7 separate regions of the Homo sapiens genome follow, and regions 2, 3, 4, 5, 6 and 7 are each linked to region 1. Evidence: chromatin loops called from intact Hi-C (ENCODE). Cell type or tissue: OCI-LY7. All regions are shown on one strand. Region 1 has its middle 16 kb from the start of TRS-TGA1-1. Region 2 overlaps CTNNA3 (catenin alpha 3). Region 3 overlaps CTNNA3 (catenin alpha 3). Region 4 has its middle 11 kb from the start of DNAJC12. Region 5 overlaps CTNNA3 (catenin alpha 3). Region 6 holds the start of CTNNA3 (catenin alpha 3). Region 7 overlaps CTNNA3 (catenin alpha 3).

The links. A loop is a pair of places that touch in the nucleus more often than their neighbours do. Peaks named below come from ENCODE experiments on the same cell type or tissue, not always from the same donor. Only the 100,000 strongest peaks of a DNase experiment are listed, where the experiment ranks them.
Region 2: a loop joins it to region 1, with 9 times the contacts of the local background. A loop is called at or near these places in 69 of 110 quality-filtered maps.
Region 3: a loop joins it to region 1, with 17 times the contacts of the local background. A loop is called at or near these places in 10 of 110 quality-filtered maps.
Region 4: it touches region 1 in a loop (2.4-fold over the local background); 14 of 110 quality-filtered maps call a loop at or near these places.
Region 5: a loop joins it to region 1, with 7 times the contacts of the local background. A loop is called at or near these places in 8 of 110 quality-filtered maps.
Region 6: a loop joins it to region 1, with 17 times the contacts of the local background. A loop is called at or near these places in 94 of 110 quality-filtered maps.
Region 7: it touches region 1 in a loop (14-fold over the local background); 26 of 110 quality-filtered maps call a loop at or near these places.

The regions. Positions count from the first base shown.
Region 1 is chr10:67,778,468-67,782,467 of GRCh38, forward strand. No RefSeq gene overlaps it. Among named protein-coding and RNA genes, the nearest start is that of TRS-TGA1-1, 16 kb to the left of the region's middle. RefSeq lists enhancers at 1,547-1,656, 1,747-1,796. In OCI-LY7, a CTCF peak has its summit at 1,599 (motif pointing left); DNase peaks (open chromatin) are centred at 1,194, 1,634 and 2,854; H3K4me3 peaks cover 1,035 bases; H3K27ac peaks cover 2,005 bases.
Region 2 is chr10:67,664,749-67,668,748 of GRCh38, forward strand. All of the region lies in intron 1 of CTNNA3 (catenin alpha 3), which reads right to left. Among named protein-coding and RNA genes, the nearest start is that of CTNNA3, 29 kb to the right of the region's middle. In OCI-LY7, CTCF peaks have their summits at 1,888 (motif pointing right) and 2,096; DNase peaks (open chromatin) are centred at 973 and 1,893.
Region 3 is chr10:66,929,382-66,933,381 of GRCh38, forward strand. All of the region lies in intron 7 of CTNNA3 (catenin alpha 3), which reads right to left. The region is part of intron 2 of LRRTM3 (leucine rich repeat transmembrane neuronal 3); the gene reads left to right. The region is part of intron 3 of LOC101928961 (a long non-coding RNA gene); the gene reads right to left. Among named protein-coding and RNA genes, the nearest start is that of LRRTM3, 5.3 kb to the left of the region's middle. In OCI-LY7, CTCF peaks have their summits at 2,158 (motif pointing left) and 2,373; a DNase peak (open chromatin) is centred at 2,170.
Region 4 is chr10:67,846,996-67,850,995 of GRCh38, forward strand. No RefSeq gene overlaps it. Among named protein-coding and RNA genes, the nearest start is that of DNAJC12, 11 kb to the left of the region's middle. RefSeq lists enhancers at 2,402-2,451, 2,482-2,541. In OCI-LY7, no CTCF peak of the experiment used is centred here; a DNase peak (open chromatin) is centred at 2,486; H3K4me3 peaks cover 1,095 bases; H3K27ac peaks cover 694 bases.
Region 5 is chr10:67,304,631-67,308,630 of GRCh38, forward strand. All of the region lies in intron 5 of CTNNA3 (catenin alpha 3), which reads right to left. Among named protein-coding and RNA genes, the nearest start is that of MIR7151, 97 kb to the right of the region's middle. In OCI-LY7, CTCF peaks have their summits at 2,148 (motif pointing left) and 2,353; no DNase peak of the experiment used is centred here.
Region 6 is chr10:67,695,376-67,699,375 of GRCh38, forward strand. CTNNA3 (catenin alpha 3) reads right to left here and starts at 820. Exons shown (of 18, transcript NM_013266.4): 1 at 625-820. RefSeq lists an enhancer at 2,520-2,569. In OCI-LY7, CTCF peaks have their summits at 2,439 and 2,652; a DNase peak (open chromatin) is centred at 2,486.
Region 7 is chr10:67,519,061-67,523,060 of GRCh38, forward strand. CTNNA3 (catenin alpha 3) reads right to left here. Exons shown (of 18, transcript NM_013266.4): 5 at 2,782-2,901. Among named protein-coding and RNA genes, the nearest start is that of MIR7151, 120 kb to the left of the region's middle. In OCI-LY7, CTCF peaks have their summits at 2,070 (motif pointing left) and 2,273; a DNase peak (open chromatin) is centred at 2,051.

The DNA of each region.
Region 1 (4,000 bases):
TTTATCTACCCCTTCCCCATTTTACCCAACTTGCCCCACATTCCAGCATTAAAAATAACTGATACAAAGCAAAATGCAACCTGAAAGATAACAGTAATTAATTCCCATCACTTTCTGCTCCTCATTGACAGTGTAATGGTTCAGAATCCACTTTGGGAGATATTAGGGGTAGCTAGGCTTGACTGACTGATTCTGAGATATATGTGTCTATTGTGGTCTAAACTTTCACTCCTCACTCTTTTCTTACCTTACAGGCTATTTGAGGAAGTATCTTCCTCGACCCACCAGGCTCCAAGGCTGTAGAAGGTTCTTCTTCATCAGAGATTCTCAAACATTAGAAGAATCACCTAAGAGAGCTTATTAAAAACACAATCCCTGGACCTCACTGTTGGAGATTCTGATTCAGTAGATGTGGGGTGAGCCTAAGAATCTACACTTTTTAAACAACTAAGATGCAGTGCTGTCCTGATCACACTTTGGGAAACTAGTATAGATCCTTGAAATAGAAAGCATATCTATACTGAGAATATTCGAGGTGGCAGGGGAAATGAGGCTGGGAGGAGGGAGAAGGGGAATATAGCCCAGCAACAGCTCCTTCTCAGCCCATTCTCCAAAAGTATCATTGTGGAAAAAACTGTAAGATCATGATTTGGTGGTAGAAAAGGTAATCAGTGTATAGAAACGTTTCTTTCTTTTTTTTTTTTTTTTGAGACAGGGTCTCACTTTGTCACCCAGGCTGGAGTGCAGTGGTGCACATCTGTAGTCCCAGCTACGAGGGAGGCTGAAGGGGGAGGATGGCTTGAACTCAGGAGGTTGAGGCTGAGGCTGCCGTGAGCCATGATCATGCCACTGCACTGTCTCACTCTGTTGCTCAGGCTGAGCGCGGTGGCGTGATCACGGCTCAATGCAACCTCAACCTCCTGGACCCAAGTGAACCTCCCACCTCAGCCTCCTGAGTAGCTGGGAATACAGGCATGCAACCATGCCTGGCTGATATTTTAATTTTTTTGTAGAGGTGGAGGGTCTCACTGTGTTGCCTAGCCTGGTCTTGAGCTCCTGGGCTCAAGCAATCCTCCCACCTCAGCCACCCAAAGTGCTGGGATTGCAGACATGAACCACCATGCCCAGACTGTGGCAATATTTTTGTATGCTAAGGATATGGTGGTCAACAAAACAGACATATCCCTACCTTGTTGAAGGCCACCATCTAGTGACAATTCATTATAACATCATTTAGTGATATTTAACATATTTTCAGTGTTGTATCACCTATTTCATAACATCCTAAAATGTTCATCTAAGCTTCCACATCAATCTTACTTCTGGCCACAATGCTTTCAGATAGCAAAAAGTTTCAGATTCTTGGCACACACATATTCCCTTTGGGAACAAAAGTATTTCTCTTCTGCACTGACAGCACTGGCCTGGGCAATTGCAGAATTGCTAGATTGTTTAAGATATCTTCAAGCCCCGCTAGGTTTTATTCATGAAATGTCTGCAGTGGACAACAATAATAGCAGACCACACCGTAGAGTTATAGAAACAACCAGATCTGGAGTCTTTTTGCACCATCACAGCTACTTGGAAATGCTTGCTAGGTGGAGTCTTCTGCTACTATTAGCCCAATGCTGCCATCTTGTGGCCATCTAAAGAAACGTGACCAGAGTTTACAGACGTGAAGATTTTTTTCTGGAGATCATGTAAATATTTTGTGGGGGAGGAGAAACCTTTACACTTCCTTATCATGTCCTCTATCAACTTTTCATCTAGGTAGAACCTACTTTGGGAAGCTTTGAAAGTAGAATAAAAAATTCTAAGCAGAGAAGCTTAGATCTTAGAAATCACCTAGTAAAGAGATGGCTGGGGGTTTTTCTATTTTATTTTACTTTTTTGAGACAGGGTCTTGCTCTGTTGCCCAGGCTGGAGTACAGTGGCGCAATCATAGCTCACTGCATCTCAGCCTCCTGAGTAGCTGGGACTTCAGGCACGTGCCACCACGCCTGGCTAATTTTTGTATTTTTTGTAGAGATGAAGTTTCATCATGTTGCCCAAGCTGGTGTCAAACTCCTGGGCTCAAGTGATCCGCCTGCCTCGGCCTCCCAAAGGGCTGGGCTTTTTGTAAGACAAGTTTGCCCAAATGCTAAAATCTTGATGTACACTCTGCTAAAATCACTATAATATCAGATTATACATTTATCATAGGGTAACTTTGCATCCTGAAATTCTTGTTTTTTCTGAAATGGAATCACTCCTAAGGAAAAATTTCATTCCATGCCTTCAAGAAACCAGCATGCATTTGTTTGAAGTGCTTCCCAGGCTCATTTTTCTCCAGGGCTTCAACTGTACATGCATATCTAGAGTGCTGATGTCTTCCCTTGAGCAAAGAAAAATCCTTCTTCCAAGTTCTTGTTAAACACCCATTGTACTGTGTCACTTTCTTGTTTCCTCTCTGAAACCAGTTGTAAAGTTTAACCCTCAGCACTAAAAAGCACAAAGTCTAACCTGGACAAGCACTTTAGTTGTCCTCAGCACAGTTCTGGGCATTGCAGCAAATGTATAACCAACGCCATAGCATGGATAGGGTGGAAGCCCTGGTGCTGGGAGTAAGGAGGGGGATGTCTCCGAGACTGATCTCCAAATAGGAATGTGGAAGGACAGTCCCTAGCAGAGCCCAGAGTAAAGAGTTAAAACAGATACACACAGATGTATGACTTCTTCTCTAGTCCTCTGAAAGAGAATTTTTACCAAATGTTTGCATAGATTTACCATAAATACAATGTGGTTATGTTGGCTACTTTCATTAAGCATCTGCTACATTACAAGGCCAGGTGCTCAGAGAGGAGATCCTGTGGTGAACAATACACTTCCTACCTCGGAGAGCTCCCAGGCTTGCCATAGCCACAGATGATAGCAGAGGACAAGACAGTGTGATGCACGCTAGAGCAGGTGCTGGCTGAAGGAGCCCCCAAGCCAGTGTAAGAGCAGTAAGGAAGGCTTCCTCATGTAACTCATCTCCCTCACTTTCCTGAGGAGAAAACAAGTCTTCTATATGTAACAGCTTGTCCACCATCTCCGAGTTAGAAAATGGCAGTGCTAGGACCAAAAACCAGGTCTCATGACCCCGAGAGGAACTAACAATGGCTCAAAGGAGCATGGCTTATTCAGGACATGCAAGAGGCCTGGTGAGGCTGTGTAGAGTTGAAGGTTCTTGTTTATGCCTTTGTCTAGTTTTCTAAGAATCCCTCTTTCCTTATCTGCCCCTCAACCTCTCACTTTTGGATTTTCAGTTCTGTATCATCCTCCTTATTCAAAGTAACAGAGCAGGCTGGGTGTCGTGGCTCATGCCTATAATACCAGCACTTTGGGAGGCCAAGTCAGAAGGATTATTGAACCCAGGAGTTCGAGACCAGCCTGGGTAAGATAATGAGACCCTACCTCTATTTTTTTAAAAAAATACAAAAATTAGCTGGGCGTGGTGTTGCATGCCTGTGGCCCCCACTACTTGGGAGGCTGAGGCAGGAGGATTGAGTGAATCCAGGAGGTTGAGGCAGCAGAGAACTATGATTGCACCACTGCACTCCAGCCTGAGCAACAGAGCTATGACCCTGTCTCAAAAAAAAAAAGTAACAGAGAATCATACCCAAAGTGGACACATAATGAAGGTATTTAGATTATTAGGTACCTACACATAATAAAGGTATTTAGATTATTTAGAGGAAGCAGAGAAAAAGAAGAAGAAAAAGAATTTAAGGGAGGAAAGTAGTTAATCTTTATTTTTTAATTTTTTATGATAGAGTGTATTAGTTTCCTAGAGCTACCATAACAAAGAACCACAAACTAAGTAATTTAAACCAAAAGAAATTTTTTTATTTATTCATTTTTTTGAGACAGGGTCTCGCTCTGTCACCCAGGCTGGAGTGCAGTGGTGCAATCTCGGCTCTCTGCAGCCTCGACCTCCCAAGCTCAAGCAATCCTCCCACTTCAGCCTCCCTAGTAGCTG
Region 2 (4,000 bases), 110 kb before region 1:
AGCAATCTTTTCTCATTTACCTTAGATAAAGCCTTACAACTTTAACTTCTTGCTGCCTCTTAGCTATGCTCTACCGTATTGAATACACAAGTATCAAAAATCATGAGTTTCTCCTTTTTTGCTTTACCAATTCTCTGTTTAAAAATATTTAAGTCTGCGCACAAAAACTACAGGGAAAAATCCATGCACAATTTAAGTTTAAAAGCCCATAACTTTTAATTAAAAGCAATTAAATTATTTGCACAAATAACCTACTCGCTGTACAATTTTTGTGTCTAAAGTATGTAAAGTTTCTAGTGCCTTGCATACAGTTACTCAATCATTATAGTAATAGCTCAGTTACAGAGTAGGAGTTTTTAAATGAGCTGATGTAAGACTACTATAGCTTGGGTATTGGCACATGAGAATCTGTTTTAGTGCTATTTTTAAAACCACTAATAAACAGCAGACTCGAGCCTCTGCTCAATTGAATCTGCCTGAGTTGTGAAAGAAAAAATGTGTAAGAGAACCACATTTTTATCTAAATCTGAAATGCCTGCTAATATACTCGGAAAAGTAGACATTTAAAATTGGAGCTTTCATAAAATAGTCTAGAGTTTAGTGTTACTAAAACGAAAATTAGTTATAAAAGTAAAAATTGCACAACATAATAGTTTCTATTCATCCCATTTTATAGAAATAATGTCCTTTCATTTCCCCCAAAGTTATCTAACCGAGCAACAGATAATCTATAATTACTAGGATTTGCCTTATAGCAAAGTTTGATTTTTAAAAGTTTGACACTCCACTCACCTACTGCAGGACAGAGTATTGCCCATATACAGATACTAAACCAATTGTCTAAGCAATTTCTTGTATTTAGAAATTCAGTGCCACTATCATGGCTCACAATTTGGCTTATGATGCATCTGTAAGCAAACAGCCTGACAAGCACCCTAGTGTATTTCAGGATGACTGACAGGACACAGTGGCCCAAGCAAGAAGGGGGGATGGGTGCTCTTAAAGCAACATGCCAGTGAAGGGTAACATCAAACAGCAGAATCAGACCTGAAATTCTATTTTTCAGATTTACAATGAAATAATAATACATTACCCACTATCAACTTCTAAATACAACTTGCATGGTCATTATGTACCCAAAACACTGTAAATCCCAAAGTAGAATTTTTGAGAATTTGTAAAAGTAGAAAGAAAAAATATAAAACAGGCATGTTATATGATACTTCCCTGAAGCGATCAAGCTTTCAGGTTACTTAAGAATATGCCTGTTATTTTTAACAGAAATTAAATCAGGCTATCCACAGAAAAGCCATTCTTTCTTTTCCTTATAATATCAACTTTTATTTTAGATTCAGGAAGTACTTGTACAGGTTTGTTATATGGGTATACTACATGATGCTGACATTTAGGGTATAATTGATCCCGTTACCCAGGTAGTGTCCAGTGGTGGGGTGAGAAAAGCAGTTCTTATCTCACCTTCATATATTTGTCAATAGCTCTTACAACAGTAATTTAGGAATAACTAATGAAGGTAATTTAAATATCTTGAATTAATCTGAATTGTTATTGAGGATAGGGGCCAGAGATTCACGTATTTTCCCCCTACTGCATTCCTTCCCTATGACCTACTTCATGATTAAAATATAGACCAAAAGATTCAGAAATTCTACTTATAGATATTTCTACATTAATTTCACTTTAGAAAACATTTTAGTAACATATTGGCTTCATTCTTCACATTTACAATTTTTTCCTATATTATTTCACAATACTCTGCACTGCTCAATCCTTTTATAATAGAGCAATCATCCATATTTTAAAAACAAACAAACAAAAAAGCCAAGTCACTCATTTTTAAACACAATTCCTCATTTAGCCAGCAGAGGGTATTATTAGATTCTGAAAGCCCACATATTGCACCCAATGACATGTATTTTTATACTTCAGCTAGGAACTGGGACACATCATCTCAACTTTCCTTAGTAAATGTGCTTAGAAATATCCCATTTTATTTTGCCCATATAAATTTGACTTTTAGAGCCCAGATTAATGCTTCTCATCTGTATCACACTACCATTATTTCCTCCTCTATCTGCTCCAACAGCTGCATCCTCTGAAAAAAAGCACTAGAAGACCAAGAAGTGGCAGAATTACCAAGAAGAAGCAGAATTGGGTTCAATCATCAGAAAGACTTCCCACAATCCTAAATTTTTCTGGGACAAACAAATGAACAACAATCTTACATAAAGATTCTAAGCTCCATTAGAAAATCGAAAACAAATCCTGAAGAAAACAGAACTAAATTACAGGATAAAATCTCTCTTCAAAATTATATGACATTTGTAACCTCTTTAACTCCCTGTTTAATATTTGCTAAATTTTCATTATATATTAGAAGCCACAGACTAATTTTAAAGATATACTTCCTGTTATTACAGCATTAATATATTTCTCATAAACATGCGGTATTATGACTAACAAAGTTCCCTTACAATTTATAGGTTCTTTATTTCACAACTTAACACTCACTTAGTGTGGAAAGACATGGACAGCAATTTGCCTGATTTATTCTAAAAATAAAAATTTTACTATCTAATTAGCTAAAATCATTAACTTCCACAAATTTATCTTGGCTGAAGATAAAAAATTTTCTGTTTCTTTGATGCAATTATATCACAAACATCAAGTTAACTAAGTTAACTATGGCAAAAGTGAAAAAGCAATTTCAAAGAGCAATCTCTTTTTCCTGCTCTCAGATTTGCCACTAATGGCACATCCTCTATGCTAAAGTACTAAATTTTCCAAAGAGAAAATAAATGTTAATTCTCTTCCTCAATTGTCATTCAAAATAAAAAATTATAGGTTATTTTCCTTTAAAGGGGAATTCTATTTCTAATAATAAAAACAAGCATTGGGTTCTTCATTGAAAGAAACTGCTCTATAAGATCGTCTCTCATACTCAAATGTGGCAGTTTCTTTCCTCATGTAATAACTAACAATAGCCAGGTAAATATCATATTTTACATTTGGAAATAAAATAGGATACCTCTTAATTATATTCTTTTATGAAATTTTATATCTTCAATTTTCTAAACAGATACATTCGCTGTAATATAAAATAGATACCTGGGCTTTTTTCTCAAATTAACTTATAGGATAACCCACTATTCAGAATAAAACTGAAAAGTCAGTTTTGCCAGTAATTTGCTTATCCTTTTTGCCAATCATCCACACATTTTGGAATATGTATATAAATAATTTTGTTATTGTTGTTGTTTCTAGTTACCCACTTAATTCTACTTTACTTTTCAGCTCTGAGTTTGGTACCTGACACAGGCTCTCCTGAACTATGTCTCACTCAATGGTTTTTGGTTTTCGCAGGTGCCTTAAGAACCTACATCTAAAGGCCTTATTAGCCTCAATTCTATTTGTAGATTAAAAAAAATTAAGGATAACGCTTAGGGGTAGGGAGAGATTGAATAAGCAGTGAATAGATACTACTTACTTAAAATACTCCTTTTTACTTTTAGCAAAAATGCCTCCATACACTATATGCTGTATCTGAATTTTCAATATATTTTATATAGGCAATAGTCCCCCCTTATAGACAAGGTATGTGTTCCAAGACCCATAGTGAATTCCTGAAACCACAGATAGTTCTGAACCCTATATATGTTTTTCCTATACCTGCAAACTATGATAAAGTTTAATTTATAAGTTAGGCAAGAAATTAACAATAATAATTATAAAATAGAGCAATTATAACAATATGCTTGCATCAGAACTCTTGCGCTTTGGGGCTAGGCCACGACAGTCCATTTGAAAATCTAGATGGCCTCTAGGAGTGACTAATGGGCAGGCAGCATATACAGCAGGACATGCTGGACAAAAAGATGATTCGTGTCCTGATTGAGACATAACAGGATAACACAAGATCTCATTGTGCTACTCAGAATGGCACACACTTAAAACTTGTGGATTGGTTATTTCTGGAATTTCC
Region 3 (4,000 bases), 850 kb before region 1:
TTTCGAAGACCCTAATGTAGTTAGTAGAATCCTTAGCTCTGTCCTGTTCTGTTCAGAATTTGTCAGGCTGCCCTGTTGTGTTCCATTACATGTCCTGCACACACCAGTCCCCTAATGACAGACACTTCATTCAGATGTGTAAAGAGAACACATTCCAAGACGTGCCTTCCACCCACAGCCTCATTGAAAAGGACGACTTTGATAACACCTTAATAAATGTATAAAACGAATCTTAGAGGAAAAAAGACCAACACTATGACAGTTCTCTGTTGCTTTTCTATTGCTGACATTACAATGTCCCTGCGTTCATCTGTATTGTGAACTCATCCATCAGTACAGTTCTGTACAGACCCTGTTGGCAATCTGCAAGCTGCATGCATGTTTTTATGTCATTGGTGAAAGTTTATTGACTGCAGCACGAATATCATAGCTTCCATATTTGAGTAACTTGAACCACAGTCAATTAAGGTTTTTAGAAAGATATATTTAGTCTGTATTCTCCTTCATCCTCCAAAATGAACAGTTCTATTATAGAAGCAAATATCAGGAACTGCAACATTGAGGCTGTTTCATTTAATTTGGCTTGCCAACCCCTACATCTTTAACCATGTCCCTCTTCTCTGAAAACAGAATCACTGCAGCAACAAAGAAAAAGTGAATGGCTATTTTTACTAATTTTTTTTTATTGTTTGGGGGTTTTTCATATGCTGAGAGGAAAAATCTAGGCAAGTCACCATAAAATAAAATTTTAAGGATGCCAGATCATTAAAATCATACTTTTATAAGCAATAAAGAAAAAGAAATAGTTAAAGTGGATTTCTCAAGGTACTTTGATATTGATTAAATCTTACAATAGATGCCACTTCAGAAAAACATCTTAGTTACAATGTTTACCCATGAATAATTGTTGAATATACATGTATTCATGACAAAAAGTCACATATTTCCAATGGATTAATAATGCAGATACTTCCTCACAGCTTACTGGATGACTGAGCTTATTGTGATTTTTTTACTGAAGTTGTAACTTTACATTTTTCATAAAGCATCAGTAAATACATATTCCATCTTAAAAAGAAATTTTCTTTGGCTAGCCTCATTTTTATCTGTACTAAAGATGTTTGTATTAATGAAATGCAGTCTTAAAGTGAAGAACCCCATTTCTATTCTTTTTCACTTAACCTTCTGCCTTACTTGTGATGGATACCAAATATATTTAGGCAAGGAATACTTATATTTTTGAATTATTGCAAATTCTCAATGCCATGGTGCTACTAGTATATATAAAATATGCTTGCTGTATTGAAAAGCATTCCTAAAATTCAAAGCTACTTGGAATATAAAATATGATATAACACTAAATGAATCACCAATATTTTGAAAGCTGTCACTTTTTAATGCCTAACTTTACTAATAAACATAATAATAGATAAGAACGAAAATAAAATCCCTTAGGTGGTAAAACTCATTTTGATTTGGGACATGAAATTATGGGAAAAAAGTTCTTTCTTTCTCCTCACTCTTTGAGAATGAATCTTCTGTAATTCTCAGTATCTTCTGAGCACAGATATATAATTCTTGTAGATTTAATAACTAGTTTACCACTGTAAATTTTAAAACGCCAACTGCCAGTCTCCTGCTCAAAAGTTGTTGCCTCACCTCCATCCCATGGTACTTTCTGGACTACATATCATAAATCTATTTGTATAAGTATTTCAAGTTCATGCAGATTAGAGAAATGTGATTGATATTTATTTTTCTAGTACGTATTTACATAAAATATTGGACTTCCCTCAAAGGTGACAACAGTTAAAAAAAAAAAAAAAAAAAGCCTGACCTGTTGAACTATACAACAGAACACAGAATACTTTGCTTTACCAAAACAGAGAAGAAATGGGATTTAGTCTCTAAACTTCATGTGAGTTTTTTTCCATTTTTATTAACCCCAGTACACATAGTGCTACCACAGCATGTAGTTAAATAGTCCCAGTGCCACAGTCTTGTAAGCAATACTTATGCAAGATATATTGCATTGAAATGAGTTTGTATTTTCCAAGGACGTTGACATTACATCTTTTCAAAGAATTTAAACAATTTTTTACTTGATTTGGTGAGTGAACTACCTAAGTAGACAGGCAGTAAATTGTCTTTCTATGGAGCAGCAGTGACCTCTAGTGTCTGGTTAGACTAACCACAGCTATTCACACATTTTAGCTTTTTATCCTGAATCCTTATGTAAACGTGGTTTACAACATGTTTTTTGACTAGTAAATCAGATTTGAATTTTATTTAATTCATTTCCTTGGGAAATATAATTATAATGTAATTTTTGAATGTTATACTTTTCATTTTGACTTTTATAGTAATGCTGGAACAGAGGCCATAGAATTGGTACTGAAGGCTAGAAATAAGTGTCCAAGATGAAAAGCGAGTAATAACGCAATAAGAATAGATAAGAAATATTTTAGAGTGCTTATACTCATCGATGCTGGCTAAGCATTTTGATATTTTTATTAAAGGGGTTAATATTTTTCATCAGCAAGATACATGTAATTTAGGTAGGAAAAACAAATTTTAATATTATATCAAAAGAGTCAGCATCAGTCATTTACTGGTCAGGGATATGTCAAAGGTGTCAAAGGAGGGGGGCCTCCCCTTCCGGCTTTAGAACTCTCCAGTTTGCTGATTGTGCCAGTGACCTGTGCTTTGCCTCAGCGCTTTCTCCCTCCCTCCCCCTTTTCAGCCAGCTGAACACTGGTTCTATTAGGCTCTCTGACAATGATGTTACAGTCTAAGAGGTGATGATTCATGGATAATGAAATTATGCTCTCCTTCTGGGGAAGGATAATGCAGAGTCAGATTCATGGATTTGGCAAGAGGTTTTAGGATGCTGTAGGTGCATGAAATATCTCTTCTTCCCTTGACATTTACCAAAATGAGAACTCAAATCGTTTATTTAAAGTGTGGATTAGACTGCATCAGAAACAAGCATCAGGTCATGAAGCCTGAGATAAAGTGAGTTCCAGACATGGCAAGTAAGAATCGAGCCATGAGAAATAAAAAATTCAGAATCTGTGTTGCTTCATCTATTCCTTTTTGCTCTGGATTCTCATTAGAATCCAGATCTGTAGCTAACCCACGGAGTTTTGCTATTGTTGTATTCTCCTAGCTACCTACACTAAAAATCAGAGGCAGTTGGGGGAAACAATGAGCACAACAGAATATATAGGTAAATTTGAATGACACAAGTTTTAAGAGAAATAAAATGGATGGATGTTAAATAGTTTGTATCAAATAGCTCTAATTAAAAATGAATTAAAGAAATAATAATAATACATAGGTGAAAGTCACTGCTTTCCTAATCATAATAGCCTACAGAATTGGACCCAAATTCTTTTAGCCTCCAAAAGTTGGTGATGATTTTGGATACTTAATACTACCAATAAAATCTAAATAACAATAATTTATGATTCTTTTGCATTTGAGGGAAATATCACAGCCAGGCATGGTAGAATACGGGCCTTAGAAATTAAGACCTAAATTCAAGTTCCTTTGACACTTGCTAATCAAGTCATCACAGGTACATTTCCTGGCTTTTCTGAATTTGAAGTTTCTCATATGTAACACAGATGTGTACTATTGACTGCTCATGGTAATTGGGAGGACGAAATGTGAAAAGTACTTTGTAAACTCTAAAATGGCAACTACCTCTTCTTTTCAAAAAGCCCTTAGTGAGATACTGAGTGGGGTTTGTTGTTCTATGTTTGGCATGAGCCAAAAAGAAATCAGTAACCTCCATGTTACAGAACCCCAAGCCCATTTTACATCATTAGAAGTCTAGAACATCGTCTTTGACTTTCTGTTTTCACATAGGCACAGCTTCTTCCACCTCATGTTATCTAAGTCTATGATTTTTATACTGATTATCACAATGTACAACAGACATAAAGACACCGACCAGCGAACACTAAAACAAATAATTATCAAACACATTGAAAAT
Region 4 (4,000 bases), 69 kb after region 1:
GCAAAATCAGAAGGCAAATAATATACAAAGAAAAAAATTTCATAATTCTCATAACAGACAAAAGGCTAACTTCCTTAATATACAAGTGCAGACAAATCAATTTTAAAAAGCTTAACAACACAACAGAAAATTAAGCCAAAAATGCCGGGCTTGGTGGCTCACGCCTGTAATCCCAGCACTTTTAGGAGGCCGAGGCAGGCGGATCACCAGGTCAGGAGATGGAGACCATCTTGGCTAACACGGTGAAACCCCGTCTCTACTAAAAATACAAAAAAAAACAAAATTAGCCGGGGGTGGTGGCAGGCGCCTGTAGTACCAGCTACTCGGGAGGCTGAGGCAGGAGAATGGTGTGAACCTGGGAGGCGGAGCTTGCAGTGAGCGGAGATCACGCCACTGCACTCCAGCCTGGGCGACAGAGCGAGACTCCGTCTAGAAAAAAAAAAAAAAAAAAAGAAAGAAAGAAAGAAAATTAAGCCAAAAATACAACTACTTTCAGAAATACAAACGACCAATAAACATACAAATAGTAGTGCAACATCACTAATAATTATGAAACTGCAAATCAATCCAAAGAGGATAAAGTTGTTCACCTCTCAGATTAGCAAAGGTTTGATAATACCCATGCCAGAAAACAGAAATGACGAAGAAAGCATTTCCATACATTGTTGGATGAGAGTGTAATTTGGTACAATTTGGCAATTTGGTGTATTTATCACCTTTTATAAAGCATATCTATACTTGACAGGGCAATTTTGTCTCTACAAATTCAGCTTGTGGATATACACCAAAATATGTTCAAGAGGACCACTGCAGCGTCGTTTGCAACAGGAAAAAATATATATACAACAAAATGTTCATCGGTGGAGTTGAGGAGGGCAGGAGATGAATAAATTATGCTATTTGTAGGATGAACTATTGTATTGCCAGTGAAAAGAGAATAAAGATAGCTTTTTATGTGCAAGTATGGAAAGATGTCTAACGAGTGCTATCAAATGAAAAAACAGGTTTGAGAAGAGTATTACAGTATTATCTCTATTGTGTACTTTTTAATAGTATGTACATTTGCACTTGTAATTTTTTCTAAAGATAACTGCCTTTAAAAAGCAAGCAACAGGCTGGGAGCGGTGGCTCACGCCTATAATCCCAGCACTTTGGAAGGCCGAGGTGGGCAGATCATGAGGTCAGGAGTTCAAGACCAGCCTGGCCAACAGGGTGAAATCCCCGTCTCTACTTAAAAAAAAAAAAAAAAAAAGCAAAAATTAGCGTGGCATGGTGGTGCGTTCCTGTAATCCCAGCTACTCGGGAGACTGAGGCAGGTGAATTTTTTTAACCGGGACCCAGGAGGTGGAGGTGCAGTGAGCCAAGATCGTACCACTGAACTCCAGCCTGGATTACAGACCGAGACTCCGTCTCAAAAAAAAAAAAAAGCAAGCAGCAGGCCGGGCGAAGTGGCTCATGCCTATAATCCCAGAACTCTGGGAGGCTGAGGCGGGTGGATCACCTGATTGAGGTCAGGAGTTCGAGACTAGCCTGGCCAACATGGTGAAACTCCGTCTCTACTACTACTACTAATAATAATTAGCTGGGAGTGGTGGCGCACACCTGTAATCTCAGCTTCTAGGGAGGCTGAGGCAGGAGAATTGCTTGAACCCGGGAGGCGGAGGTTGCAGTGAGCCGAGATTGCGCCATTGCATTCCAGCTTGGGCAACAAGAGCCAAAGTTCATCTCAAAAAAAAAAAAAAAAAGCAAGCAACAGTATTCTTTTAGGGGAGGAACTGGGCAGGTACTCAAAAGAAGATTTTCATTTCCTTTTATACTTTTTTAAACTGTGTGAAGTCGATGTAGTCATCCCATAATTTTTCTTCTGTATGGAAGAATATAGCGTATAGTAGAAATTATGTAGAACTTTTTAACAGAGTTAAAGCTCTGTGGAGGCCGGGCGCGGTGGCTCACGCCTGTAATCCCAGCACTTTGGAAGGCCAAGGCGGGTGGATCACTTGAGGTCAAGAGTTCCAGACCAGCCTGGCCAGAATGGTGAAACCCCATCTCTACTAAAAATACAGAAATTAGCCGGGTGTGGTGGCGGGCGCCTATAGTCCCGGCTACTCGGGTGCCTGAGGCAGGAGAATTGCTTGACCAGGCAGGCGGAGGTTGCAGTGAGCCGAGATCGCGCCACTGCACTCCAGCCTGGGCAACAGAGTGACACTCCGTCAGAAAAAAGAAAGGGGAGGGCAGGGGAGGGCAGGGGAGGGCAGGGAAGGGGAGGGGAGGGGAGGGGAGGGCAGGGAAGGGGAGGGGAGGGGAGAAGAGAAGAGAAGAGAAGAGAAGAGAACCACACACACAAGACAAGAGAAGAGAAGAGAACCACACACACAAGACACGGAGAGTCCGATGCTCAATCCTAGGCCTTGGAGGCCTGTTCCTCCCTGCCGGGAAGCGTCTCTCACCCGAGACTACAACTCCCATAAGGCATCGCGAGCATCGCGAGAACGGCGCCACAGAGGAACCGGAAACAAGCCAGTTACTTTCATACTCAGGGACACCGTCCCCCCCTCCGCCCCCCGCCCTCCGTAAGTGCTATTTTTACATCGAATGCCCTAGTCTGGAAGTAGGTAAACTGAAACTAAGCTCAAATCAAAAGGAGAAAGGCTGGAAAACAAGAGGCTACAAGCTCCAGAAGCTCCGAGCGAGGATGAAAATTAGCCAGCCCACAGGTGGGCTCTGCGCGGCCCTGAAAGTCGCACTCTGACCTGACCCTTTCCGCCTCTCGTTTTTCCTTCCAGCCTCGCTTCAAAGTTCTGTATTGCAGAATGAAATCGGCGCCTTTCCCCAGCGGTTTTTCCAAATACGAGCAAAGGAGGCACAAAACGCAGGTTCCAGAAACTGTGCCTGCAACCATTCGTCCTTATTTCCCGACACACGGGCCCCTGCTCCCCGCTAAGGCTGGGGTCCTGGACACGAGTTTTGCGCTCTGATAGAAGGGCTTAGATTCCAGATTGACACTGGGCTCTCTAAAGCCTGCTCCTCAATCTACTGATCCGGTCCAGCTTAAGATCCAGTAGAAAGAAAACATAGCCTGCCCGGACCGTAACCTTTTTGTTTCAGACCCTGCATTTGTAAAATAGCCTAATAAAATCTCTCCCTGGCTTACAGAGCAAGACAGCGTCCTGGTCCAAGAACCGGATGAGTCAAAAGGCGTTACTGTTGAGTCAGACATAGAATACATGAATACCTAGAAATTCGTAAATGATTCTCCAAAGGCTGTTGAAATAGCGTTTTCAGGCCGGGCGCGGTGGCTCACACCTGTAATCCCAGCACTTTGGGAGGCCGAGGCGGGCGGATCACCTGAGGTCAGGAGATGGAGACCATCCTGGCTAACACGGTGAAACCTCGTCTCTACTGAAAATACAAAAAATTAGCCGGGCGTGGTGGCGGGGGCCTGTAGTCCCAGCTACTCGGGAGGCTGAGGCAGGAAAATCGCTTGAACCCGGGAGGCGGAGCTTGCAGTGAGCCGGGATCGCACCACTGCCCTCCAGCCTGGGCGACAGAGCAAGACTCTGTCTCAAAAAATGAAAAAAGAAATAGCGTTTTCAAGTTATAATCAGGTGCGATGATGAATGCTATTAATGCCATTTTTAAGAATAGTAAGTGCAGGATGTTGATAGGTTATTCTGGGAGGAAGGGAGATGGGGTATGTGAACTCTGTACTTTCCCCTCAATTTTGCTGTGAAACTAAACTGCTCTAAAAGTAGTTTGTTTGTTTGTTTGTTTTTAAGTAACAATAAGAAGTATAATAGGCCGGGCACGATGGCTCACGCCTGTAATTCCAGCACTTTGGGAGGCCAAGGCATGTGGATCATTTGAGGTCAGGAGTTTCAAGACCAGCCTCACCAACATAGTGAAACCCCGTCTCCACTAAAAATACAAAGATTAGCTGGGCGTGATGGTGGGCACCTGTAATTCCAGCTACTCCGGAGACTGAGGCAGGAGAATCACTTGA
Region 5 (4,000 bases), 470 kb before region 1:
TTGAGGTGTTGGAAGGATCAGCTAACCAATCTCACCCAATCATTACTTGGTATCTGCTACGTGTCTGACGTTATGCTAGTTGCTATTGACTCAAAGGAAAAAGGAAAATTGTCCTCTGCCTTCAAAGGGAAACAAAAAATAAGCAGGTAGTTATAGTTATTAGTATTTCATCAAGGTACAAAGCAGGTTATGTACTCTAGACTCTGTGATCAGAGAAAGGCTTTCTGGAGGAGACATCCCAGAACTATGACCTAAAGAGTATAGTAAGTCAAGCAGAAGGAGTGAGGATAAGGGAAGAGGAGGAGGTACAAAGAAGAAGCTATATATAAAAAGGTATAAAGGCATTAGAAAATGTGAGGTATTAGGCTGGGTGCGGTGGCTCATGCCTGTAATCCCAGCACTTTGGGAGGCCGAGGTGGGCGGATCACGAAGTCAGGAGATCAAGACCATCCTTGCTAACACAGTGAAACCCCGTCTCTACTAAAAATACAAAAAATTAGCAGGGAGTGGTGGGGGGCGCCCGTAGTCCCAGCTACGTGGGAGGCTGAGGCAGGAGAATGGTGTGAACCCGGGAGGTGGAGCTTGCAGTGAGCCGAGATCGCGCCACTGCACTCCAGCCTGGGTGACAGAGCGAGACTCCACGTTAGTGGGTGCAGCGCACCAGCATGGCACATGTATACATATGTAACTAACCTGCGCAATGTGCACATGTACCCTAAAACTTAGAGTATAATAAAAAAAAAAAATTAAAAAAAAAAAAAAGAGAGAGAGACAATGGGAGGTATTAAAGTAAAAAGTGAAAAGTGAAGAGGAAAAGTCTAGATAGGTATGTAGGGGAGAAATAAAGAAGGGTCTTGTACCCTATGCTAACTATGCTAAAATCTATAGAGAATCATGGAAGAATTTTAAATCAGGGAGTTGAAGAGTAATATTTTCCTTTTTAAAAGGTCACAATGTGAATTGTAAAAAAATAAATAAATAAATAAAGCTAGATTGGAGGGGCAAGACTAGAAGTGGGGAGATAAGTTAGGATACCATTACAGTTAAAAAAAGAAAAAAGGATGAACCTGCACTAGAGTGGTAGATGTGAAAGTGGAGGGAAGTAGCTTCATTTGAGAGATTAGGGAAGCAGACTCAATAGGACCTGGTGACTATCTGGTTGAGTAGCTAGAAGAGATATCAGTGGATGCTAATACAGGACTGAGCTCAGAAAGAAAAATAAGCAAAGGTGACCAAAACAGAATGATCAGAAAACACAAGAAAAACTATTATGGCATTTCACACCCAAAACAAGCGTTTGAGGAGATATTGGTCTATGGTATAGGTTGAGTAAATGAGGTCTGAAAAAGAATCAGTGTGCTTGACAAGTAGGAAGTCAGTGAAATTTGCCAGAGGAGTTTCAGAAGTGGGGTGGAACTAGAAGTCAAATAAGCAAAGTGAGGAGAAAATAGGAGGTGAAGAAACAGATAAAGCAGGTGCAAATTTCTCTTTTAAAAAAGCTTAACAGTCAGGGATAGAAAGAACTGATAGCAAAAAAAAAATTATAGAGCCCAGGGAAAGTGGTGGCCTTTTAATTTTTTTAGATGGGAGGAACTGGAACCTTCATCAGAACGAGCTAATAAAAGATAAAGTTTGGGAAAAATAGGATTGTATTCTTCTTATACCAGACATTGGGGTATATTGAGTAAGAGACACTACTGACACAAAATGTCTTTTAAATAATATGTTGGAATAAACTCCCAAAAGCATGAACAATATTCCAATAAAGTTATGCAAGTTGCAAGATAGGTGATTGAAGAAGAGCTCTTTATTAATCAAAGAAAACTCTCAGGTACACACTGCCTGACATCCTTAAATGGTAACATGTAGCTAAAGATGACATCCAGGAACCTTAATTAATAAAACCAGGACCATAAACCTCAGGAACAAGAGTTGGAAAGAAGTTTTACAGAGGAAGTTTCAAAAATGGCAATGAGTGGCCGGAAAAAGAGGAAAAATCAGCATGCGTGTGCTGATGATATTTTACCAGCTAATAGCTCCTCAGAATTTCTTCTCCATCAGTCTCCCACAACCCCAGATCATCACACTGCATTGGACCATTTTCTTGATAGCTTTGGCTCTGAGCCTCTCTAGAGCCCTCTGCTGGTGGATTTTTTTAAAAAAAAATACAAGGATTAAGGATTTTACCTGACTTCTAGATCCCATCCATCCAAGGTAAAACCCTTCACATATCTGGCTTTCCTGGGAAGAGTATTCCAGAGGAAACACTATTTCCACTTTAATGTAAGTGTTCATGGGAAGTGAAAGTAAACATTTTGCACACAGAGAAAACCTATCAAAGACTCAGAGCAGGAGATAAAAAGGAAGGAAGATACAAAAAAATGTAAAAATCAAGAAGGGAAAGTTATGCATTGTGGGTGACTGCAGGTTCTGGAAACAATCTACCTGAATTCAAACTCTGGCATTATGCTTTAACAGACACATGGCTGTTAACAAGTTGCTTAGTATTTTTGGACTTCATTTTCCTCATCAGGAAAGTATGGAAAAAAATATCTTTTATTATGTTGATTAAATAATTAATAAATGCAAAAAAATGCAAATGGATTCTATTGCTACATTTTCGGTTCTCTCTTCAGTGTCTTATAGAAAAGTAAAGGAAATCAACTTGTCAACTAGCAGAAAGCAGTATCTAATAACTGATCAAATTATACGGGCAGTAATGCTAATTGATTAAAAGTCATAGCATATCGTCATATACTGAGTTCCAACAGATGGCATGAAAAGCCTTTGCAGTCCTGAATCTCTGCCTTCTATACAACATGCTACTGATTAATTGTTTGTTTGTTTGTTTGTTTGGTTGGTTGGTTGTTTTTACCTCAGCAACTAAATATCCCATTCATATAAACCACAGCACTAGTATCAGAGACCCATTCAGTGCTTGTCTAGTCTAATTTCATGAAGGAAAACATCATGCTTATTTGAAGACTATCCTTGAAAAGCTACAGTGGTTAATTTCAGTATTCTAGATATGTCAGTATCAGATATTGAGTCCTGCTTTGCCTATCACCTCTTTCTAAGACTGAGTGTACAACCTATACCCCCAAACCTCAGACTGTGCTCCAAGCATCTCAAAGTGGCCATTAGGTGACCAGTACATTAATTCTCGTGTACATTAAATTCTGTACAATGGGTGGAAGTGGTAAGTGGCTAGGTAAATCAGATTTCATCACTCGGGACCTATAAAGGAAAAATATGGATGAAATTAACCAGTGGAATTAGGAATTAACACACAAAAAGAAAGAGTCTTATTAATGGTAGAGTGCTAGAGTCAAGATCCATGAAACTACCACTAAGAGGAATAACATTATCTGGTCCCCATTCTCAGAAGGTCCTGTGGGATTCTGCTACTCTACCCTACATGTGTTCTCATAAAACTCCAATCATTCATGTTCTCCATGACAGGAAATTGCCAAACTAGCACATTATAGCATTTAATTATCATTCCTTCCCCTCTTTTGGCCTACATACTTACTGGATCATCCTTTCAACATTCAAGAGACTAAATTACAGAATTACATTGATATGGCTTAGCTGTGTCCCCACCCAAATCTCGAGTTGTAGCTCCCATAATACCCATGTGTCATCGGAGGGACCCGGGGGGGAAGTAATTGAATCATGGGAGTGAGTTTTTTCCTTGCTGTTCTTGTGATAGTGAATAAGTCTAATGAGATCTGATAGTTTCATAAAGGGCAGTTTCCCTGCACATGCTCTCTTGCCTGCCACCATGTAAGACATGACTTTGCTCCTCCTTCACCTTCTGCCATGATTGTAAGACTTCCCCAGCCATGTGGAACTGTGAGTCCATTAAATCTCTCTTTCTTTATAAATTACCCCATCTTGGGCATTTCTTCATAGCAGTATGAAAATAGACTAATACATACATCTTTGAGACATTTTTTTTCTAGCCTAAATGTTAAGTGGTATATGCATAATGAGTATG
Region 6 (4,000 bases), 83 kb before region 1:
TTAGATAGTGACCTTTTCTTTACATGATTGATCATTACATCTCATGATCATTCCATACAGTGATTTTCATTTGACTATAACTGGTCATCAAACAGTTCTGAGAGCATTCCTCAACCTCTTAATATTCCTTCCAATTATAAAACAAATAGACATTAAATTCAGAAATTAATGCTTTTTGCCATTATCTCACTTGAAACATCTTCCATTTACTATGAATTAGCTTTTGGTTGAAAGTAAAATCCCTTCAAACATATTCCATCTTTGCTTCCTTTTCCCCACTCCCATGCCAAAGCACAAGCATCCAGGCCATATCTTATCTTTTCCTGCACAGTATCCAATCGGCTTTTTATAGCCAGAAACTCTCTGAATGCAAAGCACGACCTTGGCTACCAGCTTCCCCTGGCAATAGTTCGAAAGTTATTTATAACTTTAAAATTAGCGTGAAAGCCTACGTTTCTCATAACTAGTCAAAACATTCCTATTTCATACAATAATGTGATCTTCCTCAGTTCAGAAGAAAACCCCAAATTTTAAACCTATGATTATAACTAAGACACAGGAATTCAATGCAGAAATGAGAATTCGCTGAAGTTCAGCTCTTCTCTTTACAAACTTGATTCTTACCTTTCTGTTTCTTCCTATAAAGTAAATGGGCTTAAAATTCAGCTCCCGTAGGGAATTTTCCAAAAAGAGCTTTGTGGGGGACGGAAAAAGGCTTCTTGGTGGTCACAGAGTTACAGAGTACCAAATTGAGAGGCAGATGACAGTGGGGCAGTCAATTTCGCTGAGCGTTGTTCACCCAGGATAAGAAAGAAAGGGGAGGTTACAAGCCAGGGTGGGTGGTATCTAATCCTGAACCGCTAGTCACTGACCTCACTGACAACTTGTTACTGAAAATACTTCGTTGAAAAAGGCCAGACACATACTTTGCCTAGAGACCTACAAACATAGCTCTGAATAAGTTTAGATTTGCATTTCTCTAGTTCCTTTCCAAAAGAAGAACCTCTTCTATCTAATTAAAGCCAAAGGCTGGAATTATTGAAAGTGAAAAATGATAAAGCAGGGAAAACAAGAGTCCAGGAAATCCTCACATCAAAAGATCAATTATGTAAAATTCAATGTCTTCAGAACCCTAGAGATGATGGCATCAAGGCCATGTGTCACATCTGAGATCGTATTTTTCTTCTTCTGAAATATTACCTGTCTCATCCCTTGTACCAAGCATCACACTCTCTCCTTCCAGTATTTATGAGGAACCACATCATTATCAGTAAAGAATCTAAACTGAAGATTTACCAAAAACTCAATAGGTTAACCCATTATTAAATTTAAGCCACCAAAAAAAAAAGTCTTCTCCACCAAAATTTATTTTTTCTCTCTATGACTATTCTTTTTCACATTTCCTTTTCCCTTTTTTTTGATATCTTCTCCCTCAATATCTTCACATCCACTGAAACAATCTTTATCATTTCATCAATTCCTTGACATCCCACTCGAACTTCTGTGGCATTTCCTTGGACATTACCATTTTTCCGACTTTCTTCTAATAGCTTCTAAAACAAGAGGTGCTAACTAAAATATGAACTACTTGTTTGAGTTTTGGCAGTCCTGTTCTTAAAAGGCTGAATTCAAAATAAAAAGAAAGCATTTATTTATTGGCTCTCCAGATACTCTTAGCACAAATTTCAGGGAGCCAAGAGGAAAGGCAGGGTCTGGGAACTGTCAGAGAATCAACTATGAAAGGAGTTCATTTTATATGATTTTCAGGATAGCCTTCAAAACAACTGTATTTTTATGTAGCTACCTTTAAAATGGGCATAATTGACAATATATTTATCTAAAGATTCTTAGTTGCTAACATGCTATCCTCCCCAGATTTTTTTAAAGCAGCTTTTTCCCCCTGGAGAATCTAGGAATAGCATCTTTTCACAGTGAAACAAAGAGTAAGTTTTATGTCTCTCAATCCATCTTTTCTTGAATAAAGAAATCACTTGACACTTGCAAAATAGCAGGTTTTGTTTTAGAGCTTTAATAATGAATGTTTTCCAAACCAGGACTGTTGAATTGAGCCCAAGATGAGATATCCAAATTCTATCATAAGCCTAGCTTGTCCTGCTGTGAAACCACAATAAGTTACTTACCTGCCCTGTACCTCTCCTTTCCACCTACAAAATGTAGATGAGAACTCTTATTCTTTTCATTTGCTTTTCAGAGGATATGTGAATTAAATGGATAAAAGCTGAAGAGCTTTAAATTACACTGAACTCTTCAGAGATGCAATACAGATAAAACCTTCTTACAGAATTTGGTGTTATCAAAACAATTAAATATTATAAATATCTGAAATGTAATTTTAAAGAGCTTTTATAGTGGGTTTTTTTTTAATTCCTTCATAAAAATATCTGCAGCCTCCAAGGTAGTATTTAGCTGAAGTATTTCCCACTATAGCCACAAGAGGTCCCCTCCTAGCAATTCAAATCACGTTGGATTTGTTGATCACAGGCCCCATGGTCCTCTGTATTTGTATCAGTTTGCTGACAGAAAACATATATCACCTATGTCAAATTTCCATAGCTAACTATAGGGTAGGAGACAAAAGCAGAGAAATCTGCCTTTCTCTGTGTGATCGCTGAGGCATGCTGGAGGCTAAATAGTTCCTGTAAACTACACAGCCCCTGCATTTTGCATCCTGGCCCTCTTCCAGATTTTCACAGTAGTTCTTTCTTGTCACCTTGCCCAGTCTTGTTCAGTATTTATTCTCCTTCCCTATTTACTTGTTTCCTTTCTTTATACTTTGCAAACTTTAAAATTTTGGCTCACATGCCTCTTGCAAGCAATCAAACATTGAGGGTAGAAGAGCTGGGGAAAAAAAAAAGAGAGAAAAAAGAGAGAGAATAAATCAGGGCCATTACTAGCAATTCTCCCGAGGTAATCAAAAGTAAGTTTTTTCGTTCTGGGCATCAGGACCGGCCCCAAACAAAGTCATTCAATTGGATGTATTGAGAAGCCCCTTGATGCAGAGCCCTGTGTTAGGCGCCAGCTAGAAGATTACAGGAGAGAAGGGAGGCCTCCAAAAAGAAGATAATTCTATCCCTGTCAGTAGCCTCTCTTGGAAAATAAATCCTCCAGGGTGCAATATGTTCTTTAGTCAGAATGGAGTAGTTTCTTCTTGTCAATAAAATCCCTTATAGAATGAAAATCACTTTTGCATGAACCATGAGTCCATTTCATCTGTCCATAATATCTCAAAATACTGGCAATTTCAGGTTCGGGCTTTAAAAATATGTAATTTTCTGAACAGCCATAATACCTTTCTAAAATGAGATTTAAAGCTAGGAATAATCCCTGTTTGTGATAATTAAAACCATTTTTTTCAAAAATATGTGATAAATACTTCTGGCACCTTGTCAGGTATTTTAGGTGAATCTAAATGAATCTGCCCCTGATTTGAAGGTCTTATGTACTATTAATACAAAAAAAAAAAATGTTTCTCACTCTCCCTTCCCAACCATCCTTATTATTAGCAGCTAACCAACTCTCCTGCCTCACTAAGAAGAACAGAAGCCATCTGGAAGATGTTTCACATCTTTCCATCATCAAATCTATAAACCCACTAACACCGAGCCTCATCTTCTCTACCCTCCCTCCTATTAAAATGCAAGAAGTCCTCTTGCTCTTACCAAAGGCTAATCTCTCTTGTGTGCTGGATCCCTTCTTCCCTCACCTTTTCAAGGACTCTGCTCCTTCACGATCACCTCACACACTGCATTATCACCCTTTCTCCAATGATCAGTGCAAAAATATGCCACAGGACTTCTACCTGAAAATTTTCAAACAAACAAAACATACTTTTACCCTACAACTCCCTGTGGTTGCTACTTAGTTCTCTGTGCCTTCATCATAATACTTCCCAAATGAGTTGTCCACCACCCCTATGTTTTTACCTCTCACTTCACAACCCACTAAGATGATTTATTTCCCCTTCACTCCCAAAAGGGTC
Region 7 (4,000 bases), 260 kb before region 1:
AATGTAGAGATGTTGTGCCCTGACCCAAGGAATAGCTGATGTGCAGGCACTCACTCTTTTAAATAAATAAATACTAAGTTCAGACCTAGGAAAGAAAGCACAGTAACCTCAGAAAAACAGAAGTGAGAGAATGGAGCAAAGAACTCCAGTAGTCTTATCTTGTGCCGAGAAAGAAATCTCTCAAAGATGATGTTAAAAATATCATAGAAGGGGACAGAAAATAAAACCTAATGGATGACTCCAATAAAATAATTATAGTCAATTCATTGGACATCCATAATTCAGAGTTAACACTGGCATTTTCTGTTTGTTTTAAAAAATGGATAGAAGAATAAAATATGTTAGGAGAAAACCTCAATAATACATAGGGGCAAGGGAAAATCTCTCAGCCCTTGGTATCCAGGAAACCAAAGGCTTATGCTCTTTTGAATTTTAAATGTGTAGCAAAACACATTGATTTTAATTGCCTATAATCTGAGGTCAAACCTTTTGGCATGGTTCTTTGTTCATAGCAACAACACCACCAATAATATTTACTGAGGATTTGCCATGAGTCAGATACTGTTAGGAGCACTGGAGAGGATACAGCATTAAAGGTGACAGACGAGGCCCTGTCCTTTTGGAGCTTATGTTCTGTCCCAGTGCGGAATGATAAATATGGTTGGACCAGGGAACAAACCATGACTAATTCTCTAATACAAAGAATACCACCTTATAAAGAGGAAACTTTCTTGCTAAACTGGCAATTTTACAGAGGCCTGAATCTTTTCCATTAGAAGAAAAACACTTTCTGGCGTGTGCTTCATCAGGTTTTGGAGCTTTAAAGGAATAGAATGCGAGATAAAAGATAAATCCCATCAAGCTAGAGAAGAGCTGATGTTCTGACCCTTTGACCCTGCCCATCAAGAAGACATAACACTCCAGGTTTGAAGTCAGACTTGATTTAGATTTGAAGCCCAGTTTCACGCCTTATTAGCTCCATGACCTTAGGCATGTTACTTAACTTCCTTAACAATTTTCTCATCTGTAAAATGGTGCTAACAAAAGCCACCTCACTGTATTGTTATAAGCATTTAAAGATTCAATTCATAAATGTTTAAATCATACCATGTGCCATATGCTTTTCATTTAATAAATAGTATAGATGATTTATATAGGCATATATGTATACACTCCATGTGCTCATCTTTTCTTTATGCACATATAATTTACCCATCTATCCTCAATGCCATTCTCCCAGAGTTCTACCCTTCTGCCCCTGAGGCATTTACATTCTTCCAAATTCACAATTAGCTAATAAAAGAATCCAATCACTGAAAATGTGTTAATGAGAAACGATAACAGAAGAGTACAGTGACTACTGCCTGCCAGCTCAAATACCCCTCCATGGTAAAATATGGTTTTGGAAACAAAACTGTACTAAAAATTGCATAGGCCGGAGGAGTGACTCTGGTGTGAACGCTAAGCAGCATCCTCTGGGGGTTTGTTATAGTAGCACTCAGTAACCATCAAGTGCTAATACCTAGATCATCATTAATTTTTTTAAAAAAACAAAACTTAAATGGACATTGTATCCTTTTTCATGTAAATTAATGTGTCTGCAAAAAGAATGTATTTGCCCTGGAACATTCTATAAAACAAATATAACCCCTAGGAAAATAAGGCCATAGAAAGGTTAAATGTCCATGTAACATCTGTGATAGAGCAATACCTAGAACACAATTCTCTTTTTGGCCCAGTAATTCTAGACCATATCATGTTGACTTAATGAGATTTAACTAAAAATAGAAAATTCTGCTTTGAAAACCTTCATCCAAAAGGATCCAAAACTTGTGAATTAGGCAATGGTGAGAATGCCACACCCTTTGCTACTCTAAGAGGAAAGTCTCTCAAGTGATCGACTCGAGGCCTGGCCATGCAAGTCAGACATTTAGTCATTTTTCTAGACTCTATCCATCATGGAGCACATTACCGAATTTCATGCAACCTCATTTAAACATTTAACTGGCTGTTCTGATCGGAATAAACCTTTGGTGGAAGTAAAAGCTTGACAACGCTGACACCTAGTGGCTGTGAAGAAACTGGAGCAGATTCAGCCTAGGAAGAGTAGTGAGCTACTGTGGCAGTGTCTCCAAAACACACAGCATTTAATCATGATGAATATTAGGTTATAAAGTACCAGTTCTAAAACAAACCCTATAAAAGTTTATTTCAGCTCTCTATTTATCTAGGGGCCTACAAAAGGAGGCAATTAAAAACCTTGTATTTGAAAAGTAAATCTTCCTTCAATCTTCCACACTTAGCAAATTACTCATCTTCAAAGATCAAAGAAAACTAAAGATCAATTCATATTTTGGCATATTTATGACTATTTTCCTTAATGTTGCATGTACACCCACAACCTTATCCTGGTCTTCAGGTGATTTTTCTCCCCAGGTCAAATATAAAAGCCAACTGGCCAAGCCATTATAGAGACTCCCTTTATGCCTCTGAAGCGTCCCTAGTCAAAGGGTAGTTGGATTTTCACAAACCAGCAGGAATTTTCTTTAAGAGAGGTATAAGGACACATGTGGAAACCCCTAAAGTACACATCTAAAAGCAAGGACCACATTGAACACTGTGGGAAGCCATATGAACACAGCAGATCAGCACAGCACAACCTGTATCTGCTCTAACCATTAGAAGATAAGTTTCCTCAGACCCACCTGCACCTCTGACAGGCAGGATGGCAGGAAGCCTAAAGTGTTCATCTCCTCCACCAAGGAGAGCTCTGACTCCTACCTGCTGACGTTTGAAGGCTAAATAATCCAAATTTTCCAGCTCCTTCCCAAGCTTCTGGTAGGTTTTCTGGAGGTCAGATTTGTTGGCAACATTTTTGAGAGACTCAAATGTCCTTTGAAACTGAAATTGAAAACAAAAGTAGATCATTAGGATAGCAGCAGATTTTTCTCAAATTCTCAACTTGCTAACACGAAGAGTCGATAATGAGCCTCAGTTTCTCCCATTCATAATACAGTGATAACAAATGCTAGCTAATTATCTTTCAATGAAATAATTAGGGACACAGAAAGAGTTATAAACCATATTCTAAGTATAACCAACATTACTGCATGCATGAGAAGCCTGTTCAGTCCTCATTCTAACAAAAGAGCATACTTCATTTAAAAAAAATAAAAAAGAAAGTTCATCTTTTAGGATATACTTCTGCTTTAAAATTTTTTAGAAAGCACTGTGAATGTATAATTTTAAATCATAATGAGGAAGCATTAAAGAGTGCTCACATTTCAATCATGGAAACAAACAAATTTATGAAAATGTAGTTGCTTACACGATATTTTGCTATAATGGCATGGAATCTGGCTTGCCTCTATAATAATATCTATGCAGAATAGGTCACCCAACAAACTTCAGCAAGAAAGATCTCTCAGAGCTTGTATTTTGAGAAGGAAGGAAAACTTAACATTTTGATGATCAAAGCATATGTGGCATGTTCAGCAAACATTTATTCATTTCTGCTCTATAACACAGATGAGCTATGAGCAGATGAGTTATGATCAGAAAGAGAGTTCTGATCAGTTCTGCTGAATCAGAATGCTCCTATTCTTTTTAAATCAGATACTAGATAAATACAAAGGTGAAAAATTGCAACGAACCACAGAATACTGTCTGCTACTAATAATTAATTAAGCAAAGGAAGCTCACAAGAAATTGGATTCTTGGTTTATTTTCATAAATTAGAACATACTTTGGAGGGTTAGTGATTGAAAATGTCAAGTAATGTAATTTGCAAGACATTTGCATTTGCTCTCTCTTTATGTCATTTATTTCCCATATTCTCACTCTGTGCCATTAGACAGATTTCTACAGATAGAGACTTGACCATCTTAAACACACCAGAACTCCACTGTGACTATGATGCCATGAGACAGGCTAATAAGATTTTATAGAATATAATTAAGTTTCCAGGGAAATGATTTGACCCTTACTATATCAAACTCTA